6 separate regions of the Homo sapiens genome follow, and all the other regions are linked to region 5. The links are chromatin contacts, found by Hi-C or POLR2A ChIA-PET in ENCODE. All regions are on one chromosome and are shown on one strand. Each heading gives the region's core, a stretch centred on a gene start or an enhancer-like site at or near the end of the contact. The rest is flanking DNA. Distances are from core to core; before and after follow the strand shown. Region 1 holds the start of LINC01588 (long intergenic non-protein coding RNA 1588). Region 2 holds the start of ARF6 (ARF GTPase 6). Region 3 holds the start of KLHDC2 (kelch domain containing 2). Region 4 holds the start of TRIM9 (tripartite motif containing 9). Region 5 holds the start of MAP4K5 (mitogen-activated protein kinase kinase kinase kinase 5). Region 6 holds the start of POLE2 (DNA polymerase epsilon 2, accessory subunit).

The links. Hi-C counts contacts between places; a loop is a spot of excess contacts on that map. ChIA-PET counts read pairs that join two places held with the same protein, here RNA polymerase II (POLR2A). Pooled maps may share reads with other maps.
Region 1: a map with no recorded cell type shows a loop between it and region 5 (4-fold over the local background). The contact joins the promoter of LINC01588 here to the promoter of MAP4K5 in region 5. A Hi-C loop is called at or near these places in 3 of 168 maps with a recorded cell type or tissue (OCI-LY7, PC-9 and naive thymus-derived CD4-positive, alpha-beta T cell), 11 of 37 single-sample maps with no recorded cell type and 16 of 50 pooled maps. POLR2A ChIA-PET finds 5 or more read pairs at or near these places in 1 of 52 experiments (IMR-90).
Region 2: a loop to region 5 is called in a map of mammary epithelial cell, with 7 times the contacts of the local background. The contact joins the promoter of ARF6 here to the promoter of MAP4K5 in region 5. A Hi-C loop is called at or near these places in 2 of 168 maps with a recorded cell type or tissue (heart left ventricle and mammary epithelial cell), 3 of 37 single-sample maps with no recorded cell type and 15 of 50 pooled maps. POLR2A ChIA-PET finds 5 or more read pairs at or near these places in 4 of 52 experiments (AG04450, activated B cell and activated naive CD4-positive, alpha-beta T cell).
Region 3: a map of OCI-LY7 shows a loop between it and region 5 (7-fold over the local background). The contact joins the promoter of KLHDC2 here to the promoter of MAP4K5 in region 5. A Hi-C loop is called at or near these places in 4 of 168 maps with a recorded cell type or tissue (CD4-positive, alpha-beta memory T cell, OCI-LY7, endothelial cell of umbilical vein and 1 more), 6 of 37 single-sample maps with no recorded cell type and 15 of 50 pooled maps. POLR2A ChIA-PET finds 5 or more read pairs at or near these places in 1 of 52 experiments (activated CD4-positive, alpha-beta T cell).
Region 4: a loop to region 5 is called in a map of CD8-positive, alpha-beta T cell, with 15 times the contacts of the local background. The contact joins the promoter of TRIM9 here to the promoter of MAP4K5 in region 5. A Hi-C loop is called at or near these places in 2 of 168 maps with a recorded cell type or tissue (CD4-positive, alpha-beta memory T cell and CD8-positive, alpha-beta T cell) and 6 of 50 pooled maps. POLR2A ChIA-PET finds 5 or more read pairs at or near these places in 1 of 52 experiments (PC-3).
Region 6: a pooled map shows a loop between it and region 5 (5-fold over the local background). The contact joins the promoter of POLE2 here to the promoter of MAP4K5 in region 5. A Hi-C loop is called at or near these places in 1 of 37 single-sample maps with no recorded cell type and 11 of 50 pooled maps. POLR2A ChIA-PET finds 5 or more read pairs at or near these places in 1 of 52 experiments (activated T-cell).

Annotation. Positions count from the first base shown.
Region 1 is chr14:50,006,162-50,008,861 of GRCh38, reverse strand. LINC01588 (long intergenic non-protein coding RNA 1588) reads left to right here and starts at 1,342. Exons shown (of 4, transcript NR_126498.1): 1 at 1,342-2,700. LINC01599 (long intergenic non-protein coding RNA 1599) reads left to right here. Exons shown (of 9, transcript NR_131171.1): 9 at 1,443-1,549.
Region 2 is chr14:49,891,771-49,894,470 of GRCh38, reverse strand. ARF6 (ARF GTPase 6) reads right to left here and starts at 1,389. Exons shown (of 2, transcript NM_001663.4): 1 at 1,314-1,389; 2 at 1-1,215. The coding sequence starts at 734. The coding sequence ends at 207. RefSeq lists enhancers at 460-509, 540-859, 1,730-1,829 and silencers at 1,020-1,209, 1,250-1,639.
Region 3 is chr14:49,766,785-49,769,484 of GRCh38, reverse strand. It overlaps KLHDC2 (kelch domain containing 2), which reads right to left and starts at 1,332. Exons shown (of 13, transcript NM_014315.3): 1 at 864-1,332. The coding sequence starts at 1,016. RefSeq lists silencers at 1,103-1,282, 1,453-1,532, 1,873-1,932.
Region 4 is chr14:51,093,746-51,096,445 of GRCh38, reverse strand. TRIM9 (tripartite motif containing 9) reads left to right here and starts at 1,341. Exons shown (of 13, transcript NM_001387360.1): 1 at 1,341-2,328. The coding sequence starts at 1,507. RefSeq lists a silencer at 1,280-1,349.
Region 5 is chr14:50,531,319-50,534,018 of GRCh38, reverse strand. MAP4K5 (mitogen-activated protein kinase kinase kinase kinase 5) reads left to right here and starts at 1,450. Exons shown (of 33, transcript NM_006575.6): 1 at 1,450-1,571; 2 at 1,861-2,077. The coding sequence starts at 1,970. It also overlaps a transcript of ATL1 not described here. RefSeq lists a silencer at 1,127-1,756.
Region 6 is chr14:49,686,767-49,689,466 of GRCh38, reverse strand. It overlaps POLE2 (DNA polymerase epsilon 2, accessory subunit), which reads left to right and starts at 1,253. Exons shown (of 19, transcript NM_002692.4): 1 at 1,253-1,331. The coding sequence starts at 1,264. RefSeq lists a silencer at 1,141-1,190 and enhancers at 495-1,254, 1,255-2,016.

The DNA.
Region 1 (2,700 bases), core at 93-2,592, 530 kb after region 5:
CAGAAGAGGGAGGTGAGGATGGAGCCTCTAAGGGCAAGAATGCATTCTTTTTTTTTTTTTTGAAATTTTGTTTTCGTTTGAGACAGGGTCTCACTCTGTCACCCAAGATAGAGTGCAGTGGCACAATCACAGCCCACTGCAGCCTCAACCTCCCTGGGTTCAGGCAATCCTCCCACTGCAGCAACCTCCCCAGTAGCTGGGACTACAGGTGCATCCTCATGCCTGGCTAATTTTTGTGGTTTTTTTTTTTTTTTTTTTTAGAGATGGCGTTTTGCCATGGTGCCCAGGCTGGTCTCAAACTCCCAGGCTCAAGTGACCCACCCACCTTGGCCTCCCTAAGTGCTGGGATTACAGGCATAATCATGGCACCCAACTGAGCGCTGCAAGGGTCTTTTCCAAGCTGAGTGCTGTAAGGGTCTGGGTTAGGCAAGGAAGACACTAAGGGTGTGGCCACTTGCTGTACAGTGGAGCAGGGGCCTTAGAACTACATAGAAGAATGCAAGCAAGCTCCCCCTTTCTCTGGAGAAACAGCATCTCTATTTTCCAAGCATACATGCTATACCAGCATCCTTGGAAAGATGATCAAATAAAAGACAGACAGTGTGTCTGCTTGCAAGATATACAGAAATGTGGCCAGGCACGGTGGCTCATGCCTGTAATCCCAGCACTTTGGGAGGCTGAGGCGGGCAGATCACGAGGTCAAGAGATTAAGACCATCCTGGCCAACATGGTGAAACCCCATCTCTACTAAAAATTAAAATATTAGCTGGGCGTGGTGGCATGCACCTGTAGTCCCAGCTACTCGGGAGGCTGAGGCAGGAGAATCGCTTGAACCCATGAGGCGGAGGTTGCAGTGAGCCGATCATGCCACTGCACTCCAGCCTGGTGACAGAGCGAAACTCCATCTCAAAAAAAAAAAAAAAGGAAATATATAGAAGAATGCCTTCTGAATAATCATTTCTTTTTTGAAATTGTGGCAAAATCTCCCTGGACTCAAGGGATGGGTGTAAAAAGCAGTTAGGCAGAGGATGAGGGCCTGTGCCTGAGGCGTCCAAGGGCAGCCCCAGCTCCCTGCAGATCCAGTGCAGCGGGATGTGCAGGTAGATCTCCCTCCCCAGGGCACAAAGCTGGGTGGGGAACAGCTGTCAGAACCAGCCACACCCCACCCCACCCTGCCCAGGCATCAGAAACCTCAGGGAAATGCCTAGATACTCCACCTCAAGGAAAACATTGAGGCCCTGTAGCCAGGAGTGCCCTGTTTGTGTCTAAAAGTTGCCCCAGCCCAAATTTACAGCTGGGAGGATCAGAAGGGCAATCTCTGTCTTCTCCCAAAAGGAAATCATACCCATAGTTACCACTGGGAGCAGGGTGGGCCGTTTACACTCCTCATCCTACCTCGCCATCACCTTAGGAAGCAGCCATTCTCCTTGTCTTTACTGTAGAGGAGGAAGCCTGGACAGCCTGCAGTTGAGGGGACCTGCACAAGCTCACAGGACTCTTCATCACCATGACACCACGCTCACCGCAAAATAAAAATGATCAAACCTGTCATGATGTCAGCAGCACCGGTGTTGGTCTTTGTGGGAAAGAAAAACACAGGCCAGGGCTGCAGCACGATTGTGTCTGCCCAGCTCTTGCAGCCTGGAGAACACCGTTGGATTCCCTCCCACACATGCTCCCAGGCTGCCTGCCTGCCTCACTTACCTGCTCAGGGTGGGGCTTGAGGGTGGCCCCTGGGAAGAGTAAGAACTGGCCAAGACTGAGATGTCCTTCCCTCATTTAAGGTACCGCCTTTTCCCTTTTCCCGCCATCCTGGGTGCATGGATACTTGGGATTAGAAACTGGACTGGAAATGTAATCTTTCTTCGGTTTGGGGCTGAGAACTGGGGATTAGTAGGATTTTGAGTTTATGGCACAGCCTTTTCTTACACCATTTCCTAAAAAGCAGTTAAGATTACACCAGGCACAGTGGCTTACGCCTATAATCTCAGCACTTTGGGAGGCTGAGGCAGGTGGATCAAGACCAGCTTAACCAACATGGTGAAACCCCATCTCTACTAAAAATACAAAAATTAGCTGGGCGTGGTGGCACGCATTTGTAGTCCCGGCTACTTGGGAGGCTGAGGCAGGAGAATTCCTTGAACCCGGGAGGCGGAGGTTGCGGTGAGCTGAGATTGCACCATTGCACTCCAGCAGCCTGGGCAACAGCAACGAAACTCCGTCTCAAAAAAAAAAAAAAATTACAGTCATCTCCCAGAAAAATCAAGAAGGAAGAACCTTGGAGGTTCAACCTATAGAAGATATGTTCTCATGGAATAAACCAAAAATAATTTTTATTTTCTAAAAAATCAAGAACAGAAGTCTCTCAACATTTAAGTTTTACAAACAAATAGAATCTGAGCCACTGGGTTAAACATGACAAACGACACACAGTAACAAATATTGAAGACATCATAATGCCAAAGCAACAGAAGCAGCACCAGAAATGTTGCTGAGGCCACCATTTAATTAACGCAAGTTGAACATATGGCTTTGGTTACATGTGGTTCCAGGCCAGAGGCATGGAAGTCAGTGTTTGTGGGAAAGCCAGGAGGAAAAGCTCCTCTCCCCACCTCCACCTTGTCACTCCAGGTTCTGGTGACCCCATCTCGGGACACGGCCTCCCATTTCACTCCTGCACCAACCCCACTCTTGTAACAC
Region 2 (2,700 bases), core at 140-2,639, 640 kb after region 5:
AAAAAAAAAAAAAAAAAGGAAAAAGAAAGGGAAACAAACAAAAGAGAAAACCCCCAAGCCCCGTCCCCGCCAAACTGTAGAACAGTAACTCCAGAGTTCAAATTCAAAAGAAGAGAAAGTGGCAATTGAAAGAGGTGATGGTGGCGATAATCCTATGAATGGGTTTTTGATTTCTCTCCTTCCAGGGGATGGGTGGAGAATGCTCATTAAGATTTGTAGTTAGAGGTTAACCATGTGAGCCCCTCATAGAGTCCGTCCCCTGAGGTGGCACAGGAGGGCTGCACATACCAGTTCCTGTCCCGAATCCGGGTCAGGCCCAGTTTCTCCTGGATCTCGTGGGGTTTCATGGCATCGGGCAGGTCCTGCTTGTTGGCGAAGATGAGGATTATGGCGTCCCTCATCTCCCGGTCATTGATAATGCGGTGCAGCTCCTGGCGAGCCTCATCGATGCGGTCGCGGTCGGCGCAGTCCACTACGAAGATGAGACCTTGGGTCCCAGTGTAGTAATGCCGCCAGAGCGGCCGGATCTTGTCCTGGCCGCCCACATCCCATACGTTGAACTTGACATTTTTGTAAGTCACCGTCTCCACGTTGAAACCCACAGTGGGAATGGTGGTCACCGACTGGCCCAGCTTCAACTTGTACAGGATTGTTGTCTTGCCGGCCGCGTCCAGGCCCAACATGAGGATCCGCATTTCCTTGTTCCCGAAGATTTTGGATAGCACCTTCCCCATCGCGTCGGAGGAGCCGGGGCCGGGGGCATTCAGGTGTCCCGGGTCCCCTCAGCCAACAACGCCGCCGCCGCCGCGAAACCGAAACGAAGCCTCTCGGCCGCGAGAGCGCCTTTGCGGCCTGCGTGGGAGTTGCCTCCTAAGGGCAGAGGCCCAGGCCCCCCGCTCACTCGGGCATCACCGACCGCACAACTTGATTTCTCCAGTCGCCGCCGCCACCCGGGCCCTGAGACTGCGCTGGGAGCCGCCGCCCTGCTGAGGCGCGGCCCGGCCCGGAACTGCCCTTCCCCCCGCAGGCGCCGCGCGAGCGCCGCCGCGGTTCCCGCTCCTCCGCCTTCCTCTCACCGCGAGGGAGACTGCAGCCCTCCGGCCCGCCCGCCGGCCTGCGAGCACTGGGCTCCCCACCGACCCAGGACACCCGAGAGGCAGCGCGGCTCCGGGGCCCCGTCAGGTCATGGATCCTCGCGGGAACTCGGTGCGCTGCCTGCAGAGAAACAGAGAGGGAGGGGAGTTACTGCCAGAGCTCCACAAAGGAGCGAAGACCGAGGTGGCCCGCCTTTCCAGCTCGGCCCAAGGGGTTACCTCCAGCCGCCGCCCCGAGCGCGGGCTCCCTCCGGCCTCCAACTCCTCCTCCCAGTTCTGCCGCCGCCGCTGCCGGAAAAGGCGCCGAGGAAACCGCCTCACTTCCCCTCCCGACCACGCAGGCGCAGCAGAGGCCGACCGTTCGGACAAGAGCGACCTCTGTAAGGAGAGCGGCCCGCGCGCCTAGCGTCATGGGCGCCACGCGCCGGAGGGGCGGGGCTACGGCGCCTCGGAGGGCTCGCAGATGCGGCCGGCCCAGAGCCCTCGAACCTCGGACTCTGACTCGCGCCTACCCGTGGCTCTTCTAGCGTCTCCTTCCCTGCTTTTCTCTTTTGCGCTCTGCCCTCCCCTGCCCACCCGAACCAAGGGAGCAGATCTACTGGGGGGCCCTACAGGGTGGGGCCCACGGGCAGCCCGCTCTCTCCACGAACCGAGCTGCCTCCAGGCCTGTTCCCAGACCTCGGTGCCCGCCAGATGCTCTGCGAATTCCCTCCGCCCGCCCCAGCCTTCCCGCACCCTCCGCGCTCCCTGAACGTCCCAGGGAAGCTCTGTTCGCTTTTGTTTTTTTTTTTTTTCCCTTTTTCGCAACCCCTTCTTGGCTTCCTTTATCCCTTGAATTTTGTATGTTTCCTGAAAGACACGTGGGAGGCCAGTGTCTCGTGTGGAATCTGCCAGTCAGTGCAGCGCTTTCCCGGAGTTGAGTTTACTCTGCAGCTCTTTTGAATGTTTGAGCCCTGTCTGCCTATAGGTCTCGTCAAGACCAGCCCATGTTTCTTAAAAACTGCAGTATTATGAAGAGTTCCTGTGCCTTGCCGCGTTTTCACCTTTTTAGAATGCGACATCTGTTCATCTTTAAAATATCATTTTATCTCATACTGTTAGTAGTAGCTTCTTAACTACTACCCATTCTTAACTTTAAGAAGCATAGAATTTAGAATATAGAACGACCGCTTGTATGGCCTGGATCTGGGCACTTAACCTTACTAAGTTTATCTCGTGTAAACTGACCTTGCTAACTCACGTGAGGCTTAAATAATACAATGTGGAAGACTTCAGGGCACATTTTTGGTTTTTTGGTTTTTGTTTGTTTCTTGAGACGGGGTCTCACTCTGTCGCCCAGGCTGGAGTCCAGTTGCACAATCTCGGCTCACTGCAGCCTCCTCATCCTGGGTTCAAGCAGTTCTGCCTTAGCCTCCGGAGCAGCTGGAATTAGGTCGCCCACCACCACGCCCGGCTAATTTTTGTATTTTTAGTAGAGACGGGGTTTCACCATGTTGGCCAGGCTGGTCTCGAAGTCCTGACCTCAGGTGATCCACCCGCCTCGGCCCCCCAAAATGCTGGGATTACAGGCGTGAGCCACTGCGCCCTGCCAAGGACACATTTTTGT
Region 3 (2,700 bases), core at 83-2,582, 760 kb after region 5:
GCTAAAAACAATCACAAAGCAAGTCATCCAAGGCACGGGCGTGGGGAGGGCGGAGAACATTTTCAAGACCAAAGAGGAATTTTGTGGTAGGACTGGCTCAGAGCCATCCTAGCAAATAAAATTCTAGATTTCCGAGGTTAGCAGGGTAAAGAATGGCAACTGGCTTTAAACTGCTAACTAATCACGTTGTTTATAACCAGGGGATCGGAGAGTCAAAGAGCTGCACTCTGTAGTTCATTTGATGCTGGGGATTTTTTGGTTACTGGTGGAGCTTTTCCATTATCTTAATAGGGGTGTCTGCTGAAAAACTTCAACCCAGCTGAAGCCAGAAGGAAAACAGTCCTGATGGCCATTTGCACAGGCGGGAAGGCTGAATAAGGTGGTTCCTGTAACCTTTTGGAATTCCAGTTTTCCTACACCTCGGCCTCCCTGTAAGTGGGCAGCGGTTCCCAGCTCCAGAGGGTGAAGTCCTCGTAGGCCGTCCTCATAACGCGTCTGAGTGATATCACACACCGTCACCTTTCACACCCCAACCCTTCCGAATGCACCGCCCAAGCAACATTAACAGGGCCTTCCCCGGAATAACGCTCCAATGGCAACAACGGGGGTGGGAGTGAGTTGGCTTTGTGAGCACCAGGGTGACATGACAGCAGCCCTGGAGGTTCGAGACGGGTTGGGGTACTCGAGAGAAGGAAGATTCCCGCGCGCAAAAAAAAAACAACCAACGGGCAGAGTCTGAGGTGGGGCGCGCGACGCAGGCGGGGAGCGCCCTCGGCGGCCCGCTCTGGCCTCCCCGCCTGGCCGCGAACGCAGACCCGAGTCACAGCCGAGCGACGTCCGTCGCGGCCCGGCCACTCACTGACCTTGTAGCCGCCCCAGACGAACATGTGGCGCCCGTCGCTGACGGCTACGTGGCCGCTGCGCTCAGCGGGGCAGGCAAGCTCCATGGACTCATAGCTCTCGAAGGCTGGCCCAGGCAAGTCGTCAGCCCGCAGATCCTCGTTGCCATCAGCCATCTTGAGGCTGCACTTTTGCTAACCAACAATGCCCACACCCGCGAGGGGCCAAAAAAACAAAGGAAAAGGAGAGAAATGCACAGCGGCGCGAGGCAAGGAAAAGGCGGTGGCGAAAGGGACGGCGTTGAGGCCTCTCTGCCGCCTGCGCTCGCGTTTCCCAGCCTCCTCGGCCGAGGACGGCTCTCCGCCGCCGCCGGGGCACGCCTGCAGACAGAGGGGCCGCGAGCGGAGCCGGGCGGCGGCGGCGCGGGCCCGGGACTCGGGGCACTGCAGGGAAGCGGTCCGCGTCGGGCCGGCTCCCTATTGCAGCCCGTCTGCCCCGCCTCCTGCAGTCCACGGCCTTGTTTACGCCGCGGCCGGAAGCCGCCCGTTCCGCTGACGCCGCCCGCCGAGCTCCGGAAGCGAGGCTGCCGCTCAGCGCCCCCAGCGCCGGGTCCTCCAGCCGCCGCCGCCGCCGCCGCCGCCTCTGCCCGCGCCTCCGCCTACGGCCTGGGCACCGCAGATCTATGGGGCCCGGCGACTTCTAGTCGCGCTTCGAGTCTCCTTTCACTGAGGGAACCACAGGGATAATGTCCTGAATCGGTCCCTGAAAGCTGCTGAATTTTAGCCGGATTGCCGCAATTTTTTTTTTCTTCCCGAGGATTTCTATTCGTTTGATTGAGGGATGATCTCAGAGGGTTCACAGCCCGGGCAGGGGCACCAGAATTGCTCCACTAGCAAGTTTCTGGTCTCGCCTTAGAGTCGATGCAGGCCCTGCTGTTCTGCGGGCGCGAGGGCAGTCGCTTAGCTCTCACGTGGGGCCCAGCCCGATCCCCGGGGGCCTCTCCTGAGCTCCTGCCGCCCCTGCCGGGCGCCGCCTCTGCGGGAATCTGACGTTGCCGCCGCCGCCGCTGCCGCCGCCAGCCGGGCTGCAGAGTTGGCTTGAAAAGCGTTTCCGAAGCCGTAACCACCCTTTTCTTCAGAAAGAAAGGCGGATCCTTTTCACGCACACACAGCTTTCTCTTATATGATACCTTTCAATTGGGCCAAAAGAAAATTACGAGTTACTGTGCTTGATACCTCACCTGTAAAATAGGGTGGGACAAAAATAATCTTAAATTCTTGATCTTACAGTGCCTGTAGAATTTATCGTGTTTGGTAGGAGGGACGTGCTTCATTATCTCCATTTCCCTCATCTTCTGGTTGGGAGCACTCCATAGAAAAGGAACACTTTGAACAATAAAAGGCTTTTTTTTTTTAATTATTAAAATGCTTATAGCCTGCCACTCCTCCCCTAGTGTGCCAGTGTGTTTACTTGAACTCAAGAACTTGAAAGTTACTTAAGAGGATTAATTAAAGCCTTCAACAAGGAAGCAAATCACCTTGAGGCTGTTAAGACCTTATCTGCCATCCACCCTGGTTGGTGCCCTCAAATCTGTCTGGTTCACAGAATTCCTTGCAGCAGTGTCTTCTCCCAGTCGAATTATGCTCACTAGACTTTGGGGTTATCGAAGTTCCTTGTGAACCAACCTCGTGAATCTGATCGAGTCACTTAAAAACCTTGAGCTGGCTCCCGTCGTCCTTAGTAGAATCCAAAATTAATATCTCGGCTGGGCGCGGTGGCTCACGCCTGTAATCCCAACACTTTGGAAGGCCGAGGCAGGCGGATCACCTGAGGCCAGGAGTTCGAGACCAGCCTGGCCAA
Region 4 (2,700 bases), core at 92-2,591, 560 kb before region 5:
TCCTTTACTTCATGAATCATTCAGCAAAAGCCGGCTATGTACTATTTCAAATGTTACTACCTCAGAATGTCACTTGACTCAAAGATTTTCCTTTCCTTTTCTTCTTCCTCCCTCCCTTTCTTCCCTTCCTTCCGCCTTTCCTTTCCCCCCCCCTTCCTTCCTCCCTCTCTCCCTCTTTCCCTTCTTCCCTCCCTCCCTCCCTCCTTGTACAGGGACTAACACTAGAATCACCGCCTCACCATGCCCCTCGTTGGAAGAAACAGAAAGGCACACGATGCTGTAAGCTATGGCAGATGCCCAGGGCACGTGGGGTTGAATAATGCTGTTTGGAGTGAAACACTGAGACTCCGCAGTCACACAGTGATTCATTTACAGAGCTTTACTAAACTACGGGCACTCAGAAATAGACAAACTGTTCTTGCCTCAACCGAACCAAAGGCCCAGCGGGCCTCGAAAAAGCTCAGCCAGGTGCTTTGGGAGGCCGCGAGGAGGAAGAAGGATCCGTGGAAGGAAGCACGTTCACACCACGGCACTGAGGCCTCTGGGCCGAGCTATAATTTAAAGCATGAAACGAAGGGGTCATAGATTCTGACTAATGCTGACCATTTCCATCGGTTACCCAGTTGAATCTCATGTCGACACTAGGAAATCGACTTTATACATGCTCTTTAGGAAACGAGGGACGCAGGATGAAAGAAGCCAAGAGTGTCGCCAGGGCTTGCGCCAGCGCCGTCAGACTCCCGGGATGGGGGAGCTCCAGGGCACGGCGTCAGCGGATTCACGGAGAAGGAGAAAAGCCCCACTGCCGTGCAGAAGCCTAGGCCCGGGTGAGACGCCTGCGAAGGCTGCCAGCAGCGGAAGAGAAGGGGCGTCCTCCGTGCTGCGCAGCACTCGCCCGCGGTAGGTGGGCGCGGAGCTCAGAGCTGGGAGCCAAACGCAAACGCTGGCGAGAAGCCCCAGCCCCCTCCGGCAGCCCACTCGCTGCGGGGAGGGGTTTCTCACGCCCCCAGCTCCTGGGAGACTGCACCGGAGGTCGGAAGTAAGCCGGGCGAGGATGAATCATCCCGCCTAACTCCTCCTTCCCGGTCCCCTAGCCTCCGCACGCCGGCCCCCTTCAGAGATCTTGCAGCCGCGAGCGAAGACTGCCCTATCCTCAGACTCTACCGAACCCCCTGTGGCCTGCGGAGACGAGGAGACGGACGGGTCTGGTGGCCAATGAGAGCTTCGATCTCTTGCCCCCCGCCCAATGGGCCGCTGCTCATGGGCCGGGGCGGGACTAGGAGGGCAGGTAGGGGCGGTCCGGGCTGGCGCGCGGCGCGGCGGCTACGCGGCTGCGGCTCACAGAGCTAGCGCCTCTCTGGGTGTCCGTGCCAGTGCTGCGCGGGAAGGCACCACCACCACAGCCGCCGCCGCTGGCCAGGGTGCTGGACAAGACGGGCCCGTCGGCCACCTCGCCAGCTCAGGCACCCGCTGCAGCCGTCGCTGTCTCCTCCCAGACCGGTCCCCATGGAGGAGATGGAAGAGGAGTTGAAATGCCCCGTGTGCGGCTCCTTCTATCGGGAGCCCATCATCCTGCCCTGCTCTCACAATTTGTGTCAGGCGTGCGCCCGCAACATCCTGGTGCAGACCCCAGAGTCTGAATCCCCCCAGAGCCATCGGGCCGCGGGCTCCGGGGTCTCCGACTATGACTATCTGGACCTGGACAAGATGAGCCTATACAGCGAGGCGGACAGCGGCTATGGCTCCTACGGGGGGTTCGCCAGCGCCCCCACTACCCCGTGCCAGAAGTCCCCCAACGGCGTCCGCGTGTTTCCCCCGGCTATGCCGCCACCGGCCACCCACTTGTCACCGGCCCTGGCCCCGGTGCCCCGCAACTCCTGTATCACCTGCCCCCAGTGTCACCGCAGCCTCATCCTGGATGACCGGGGGCTCCGCGGCTTCCCCAAGAATCGCGTACTGGAAGGGGTAATTGACCGCTACCAGCAGAGCAAAGCCGCGGCCCTCAAGTGCCAGCTCTGCGAGAAGGCGCCCAAGGAAGCCACCGTCATGTGCGAACAGTGCGATGTCTTCTACTGCGATCCGTGCCGCCTGCGCTGCCACCCGCCCCGGGGGCCCCTAGCCAAGCACCGCCTGGTGCCCCCGGCCCAGGGTCGTGTGAGCCGGAGGCTGAGCCCACGCAAGGTCTCCACCTGCACAGACCACGAGCTGGAGAACCACAGCATGTACTGCGTGCAATGCAAGATGCCCGTGTGCTACCAGTGCTTGGAGGAGGGCAAACACTCCAGCCACGAAGTCAAGGCTCTGGGGGCCATGTGGAAACTACATAAGGTGAGTCCTAAGAAAACCCACTCCTAACTCCCTGCGTCTCCGATCATCCGGTTTTGCAGCAGACGGTCCCCGTCTCTTGCGCACAGCGCATCCCAGTGGGGGCGCAATGCAGGTGCCTTCGATGTTTACCTCCCTGGTCTGGTGCATTGCAGGAGGCATGGGGGAATCTTAACCGGCGCACGGGGGAGTTGAATGCCCCCACAGAGTTGTTGCGGGGATGCCTTAGAGCGGGTCTCTCGGGGCGCGCTGCCTGCGAGCGGGACTCAGGGCGCCCCCTTTCCGCGGCGGGTCTGCAGCCAGTGGCCGCGGCCAGTGTGTGGGAAAGCACTGCATAGCTGGGTAGAGCCGCGCCAGTGCCCAGGGCCGCTAGGC
Region 5 (2,700 bases), core at 201-2,700:
CAAGAATCTTTGAAAGAAGGAACTGTTCTTCAACAATTTTTTCAATGCAGCAAACACATAGGCTTTGTCCATGGAGCATGTAAGTCTGGGCTTACTTATGTTCCCCAAATAAGTGCCCTTTGTGTGTGGAGCACAAGAAAATACATATATGCCCTGTCCTGTTAAGGTGCGAATTTAATTTCTACATTATACAATTATCAACAATAAGGAGTATTGTCAATTACTCCTTATTATACATTATACAATTATCAACAATAAGGAGTATTTTAATTCTCAAGAGCAGAATTAAAAATTGGATGTTCAAAGCCACAAGCCAACATCTCCAACTTGCTCTTTTATGATGTTTCAGTCACTAAATGCAGTGGCTGAGTGTTATCTGGCTTTTCTGTTCAAATTCTCTATGAGGCTCTAGAAATAACTTAGCCAGTATAATGTAACACTGGCAACTTAATTTCTACCTTCAGAGCAAGACTGGAACTGAAACTGCAAAACAGCTTGTGAAATATCAGCCAAATTACTTCCCCGAACTCCTGTTCCATATATGCTGTGCATTGTTAAGTATTTTAAGACCTCTTATATTCGATAACCCCCCTTACTATCCTGTAAAACGCTTTATAAACACTTTCCTGGGTGTCAGATGCAAAATCTTACCCTCTTCAAGCTGCAGATAAGGACACCGAGATGTTGCCAAATATGCTGTTTTGTCCCAGAGCACATACTGAGGAAGTGGTAGAACCAGAACCAGTCTGTGACCCCTTTGTTTTACTTTTGCGGAACTCCTGGTCTCATTAAAGGTGCAATACCAGCGATGAGACACTGCGTGTGCCCAACAGGGACAAAGGTCATTGAGCAGTCCTAGGAATTCAGACTTTCAGAAATGTCTCAGAAGAACTAAGTAGAAGGCAGGTTGTGCAGGTGTGCAGTGCAGCCTCAAACTGGTACCACCGGGATCGGTTTGCAAAACAGGAAGGTGCAGTAGGGTGTGCCGGGACTTAGTTAACCTGGCACTCCCCCACCTCCTTCCCCGGCGCCCCGCTGCCAGGTTACTTCTGGCCCGGTGCCCTTAACGTACCTTTTCCGTGTTTAACTTGGAGGGCTACGTTCCCATCGCCCTTCTTCCTCTACCCGTCACCCTACAGGCCTACCTGACAAATGTGGGGACGGTTTAGCCAAGGCCCGTTGGCCCACGAATGCCCAGGCGTGTGCCTTATTTCTGAGAGTGGGAGGGAGACAGCCCAGGCCCTGCAAGGACGCGCCCGGCTAGGGGGGCGCGGTGGCGCGGTCGGGAGGGTGTTGTGTTCTCAGCAGGCCTCAGGGCGGCACTCTGGTTCTGCGGCCGGAGTGCTCGGGCGGGCCGCTGGGCGCCGACCCATGCTGGCTGGGAACGTGTCTCCCGGTGACGCAGCCCCGGGTGGGGAACGTGGTGCGGCGGCGGCGGCGGCGGCGACTGTACGCGCCTCCGCCGCCCCCGAGAGGACGCGCCGTGCAGCGGCTGAGTGGCGGCGGCGGCGACGGCAAACCCGGAGCTGCCGGCCGGCGCGCGGGAGGAGGACGCGGGTGCGGTCTAGGAAGTAGGTCCCGGGCTCCGCGCTCAACAAAGACGGGGCCGCCCCCATTAGGTACGGAGCCGGCCCTGGGCCCCGGCTGGCGGGGAGGCCTCGTCGGGCAGTTCGCGGGCGGCCGGGGAGGGGGAAGGGCCGCAGACCGAACGGGGATACGGGGCGCCGGGGGCCCTTCCAGGCCCCTTTCTCTTCCACGGCCCCTGGCGGGACGGAAGGGAAGGGGCCGGGCCGCGAGGGCGCGGGCCGCTGGGGGTCGTAGCCTGCGACGCCAACCAGCCTTTGCTCGTCCCTCGTGCAGACGGAGCTGCGGGCGGAGGCTCCATGTTGGGAAGCGGCGCCGTTCGTGCTTGTTAGCGGGAATCCGGGAGCCGCGGGGTGAGCTGGCGGGGGCCGGGCCCTAAGTGAAGATGGAGGCCCCGCTGCGGCCTGCCGCGGACATCCTGAGGCGGAACCCGCAGCAGGACTACGAACTCGTCCAGAGGGTCGGCAGCGGCACCTACGGGGACGTCTATAAGGTAAGTGAGGCTGGCCGTGCTTTTTTCCTGCGGTCGACTGGGTCCCGGGAATGGGGCCACTTTCCTGCGAAGTATTGGGGCGAGAGGAGGATGCTTTTATTGTTGCCTCTTGGGGAGAAAGCGGCCGGGGTCCCTTTTACTCGGTTCTGAGCACCCTCGACTCATGGCTTGTTCTAATCGCTACCAACAGGCAGAACTAACCACACAGTTGCAAACCGCTGTTGCACTTTTTTTGTGGTTTAAAGGCTTTTTAATAGGGCTTATTTATGGTATTGAAGGGAATTTGAATCTGCTTGTGGAATTACACCGAAGGATGCTCTAGTGTTAGCATGGAAAAATGCTTCATGGAAGATAGACAGGAAAGAATATTGACATTCAGACATTTGCATTTTTTTAAAAAAATTTGTTTCAATGGATGAGTTTGACTAAAAAAGCCATATGAAACCCTGTCTCTGAGCTTTAACTGTAAGCAAACTAATATTGGTGACATTTATGCAAGCATTATCCCATATAAAAAGATGCTTTTCCTGGTGGAAGTTTGATCGTTTGTTTTTGGTTGGCGATAAAAATGTGATATTAACTTGCTGGGTTTTGTTTTACTTTAGCGGTTCCTTTCAGGGATT
Region 6 (2,700 bases), core at 4-2,503, 840 kb after region 5:
CTCCCAAAGTGCTGGGATTACAGGCGTGAACCACTGCGCCCGGCTTTTTTTGTTTTTGAGACAGAGCCTTGCTTTGTTGCCCAGGCTGGAGTGGTGGCACGATCTCGGCTCACTGCACCCTCCGCCTCCGAGGCTCAAGAGATTCTCCTGCCTCAACCTCCCCAGGAGCTGGGATTACAGGCGCGCGCCACCACGCCTGGCTAATTTTTTTTTTTTTTTTTTTTTTTTGGTAGAGACGGGGTTTCACCATGTTGGCCCGGCTGTTCTCGAACTCTTGGCCTCAAGTGATCTGCCAGCATCGGCCTCCCAAAGTTCTGGGATTACAGATGTGAGCCACCGCGCCCGGGCCCAGAGGTTTTTAAAATGCAAAAACAAATACATATACTTTTGTTTCCCTTCCTTCATTAAACTTCGCTTTTTTTTAAAAAAGAAAAAAACCCGTATACGTTGGAGGTCACTTTATATTGGTACTGTGAAATCATCCTCCTGTTTTATAAGCCGCGTGTTTACTTATAAGCACTCCACGGGTTAGTCAACTCATTGGAGCAAGCGTTTTGAAGTGTGGCAGATTGACAGTCCACCTGAAATCAGAATAACTGAGTTCAAATCCTGACTACACCATTTAACTCGTCGTTTCATCTTGAGCAAGTCCTTTACCATTTTTGTGTCTCAGTTTTCTCATCTGTAAAATGAGGCTGTTGTGGAAAAGACAGTAGACAGCTCACTGGGCTGTCATGAGCAACACATGAATTCACACATTTAAAGTGCTTATGACAGTGCATGGCGCATACGAAGCCCTCAAGTTAAATAAAAATCGGGGTAGGTGGGAGCGATGGAGATTTATAACAGCTTCCGGTAAATGTCGAGGCACAGTATTTCCAGAGCTTGTGCGAAGTAGGGAACCCAACAGCTCTCATGGCCTCGAAAGAAGGGGGATCCTGTGTCCGGGAAGCTCGGCCGCAGTCCTGCAATGTCTAGGGCAGCGGTGAGAGCGCTGTGGCTGGCTCAACGCAGCCCGACACCAGGGAAGACGCTCTGGCCCTCAGTTTCCCGGCAGCAAAGGAGCGCGAGGTGGTCTCCACTTTCAGCCTACTCGGTCCGGGGTTGCGAACTGTAAGGTCTGAGTTGCTGCGGCGCAGGCAGCGGAGACCAAGCAGGGATCTTAACAGGGTTTAGCGCCACGCGGGCCAGGGCCGAGGCCGGAGCTGGGAGGGGCGCGCCCGGGAAGGGGCGGAGCTGCGGCGGTGGCGCCAAATCGCAAATATGGCGCCGGAGCGGCTGCGGAGCCGGGCGCTCTCCGCCTTCAAGTTGCGGGGCTTGCTGCTCCGTGGGTGAGTGGGCTCGGGCAGCTTGAAGGGCGAGAGGGAAGAGCTGGGGCCCGTCTGCCTGGTGCGGCAGCGGGACGCACCGCGGCGGCTCCCCGCGCGCCGAGAGGGGGCTTGACCTTAAATTTCAGAGTTCTAAGAAGCGGTCGGGCGCGGTGGCTCACGCTTGTAATCCCAGCACTTTGGGAGGTCGAGGCGGGCGGATCACGAGGTCAGGAGATCGAGACCATCCTGGCCAACATGGTGAAGCCCCGTCTCTACTAAAAATACAAAAATTAGCTGGGCGTGGTGGCGCGCGCTTGTAGTCCCAGTTAGTTGGGAGGCTGAGGCAGGAGAATCGCTTGAACCCGGGAGGAGGAGGTTGCGGTGAGCCGATATCGTGCCACTCTACTCCATCCTGGCGACAGAGAGAGACTCCATTAAAAAAAAGTTCTAAGAAGCGAGGTGGATCTTGAGGCTGCCGTGCCTTCTTTGGTTTCCCCGACCCATGCGAGGAGTTTAATGTTTCTTCTAGGCGGGCCGAGGCTCTTCTGCACATGTCAAACTGAGCCCGAGAAGCTGCAACCTATCTATGGCAGCCGGTTATCAACATTGTGACCTGGACAGCTCTCAGGCTCCCGGGAAGGTTGCTGAGACATAAGATGAGAGACCCGAGAAAGCCCACTTGCACGTCTGCAGTTGCCAATTTATGTGAAAGTCAGGTTTCCTGGGCATATCCGTGTTTTTGAGGACCTATAGAACATATGAACCTTCCCAAGATTTCTCTCATTAAATCTGCTCCGTGTTTTAGAGTTCTATATGTACGTGTGTGTGTGTGTGTGTGTGTGTGTGTGTGTGTGTGGTGTGTGTGTATATATATATATGTATTTTTTTTTTTTTGAGTCATGGTCTCACTCTCGCCCAAGCTGGAGGGCAGTGATGCGAACTTGACTTACTGCAGCCTCAACCTCCTGGGCTGAAGTAGCTGGGACTGCAGGCATGGGCCACCATACCTGGCTGATTTTTTGTTGTTGTATGTTTTTTAGAGACGGGGTCTGGCTATGTTGCCCAGGCTGGTCTTGAACTCCTGGGCTCAAGTAGTCCTCGCGCCGTGGCCTCCCAGAATGCTGGAATTACAGGCGTGAACCACTGCGCCTGACCTAGAACACAATATTTTATACATATTGAAATACCTGCTGGATTGGATATACCTCTCTGTATCAGTTTTTATTGCTTTTGTGTGTGTAGATTTTTGGTTGGTTTTGTGAGTTTTATGGGACTTTTAACTGTGCTTTGGGAGATGCCTTGGGAGAAAATAATGAATTTTGTTCAATTGGTCCTTGACATTTTGAAAGCATGAGGAACTGATGAATTAACTTTCTTTTCGCTTAGAATT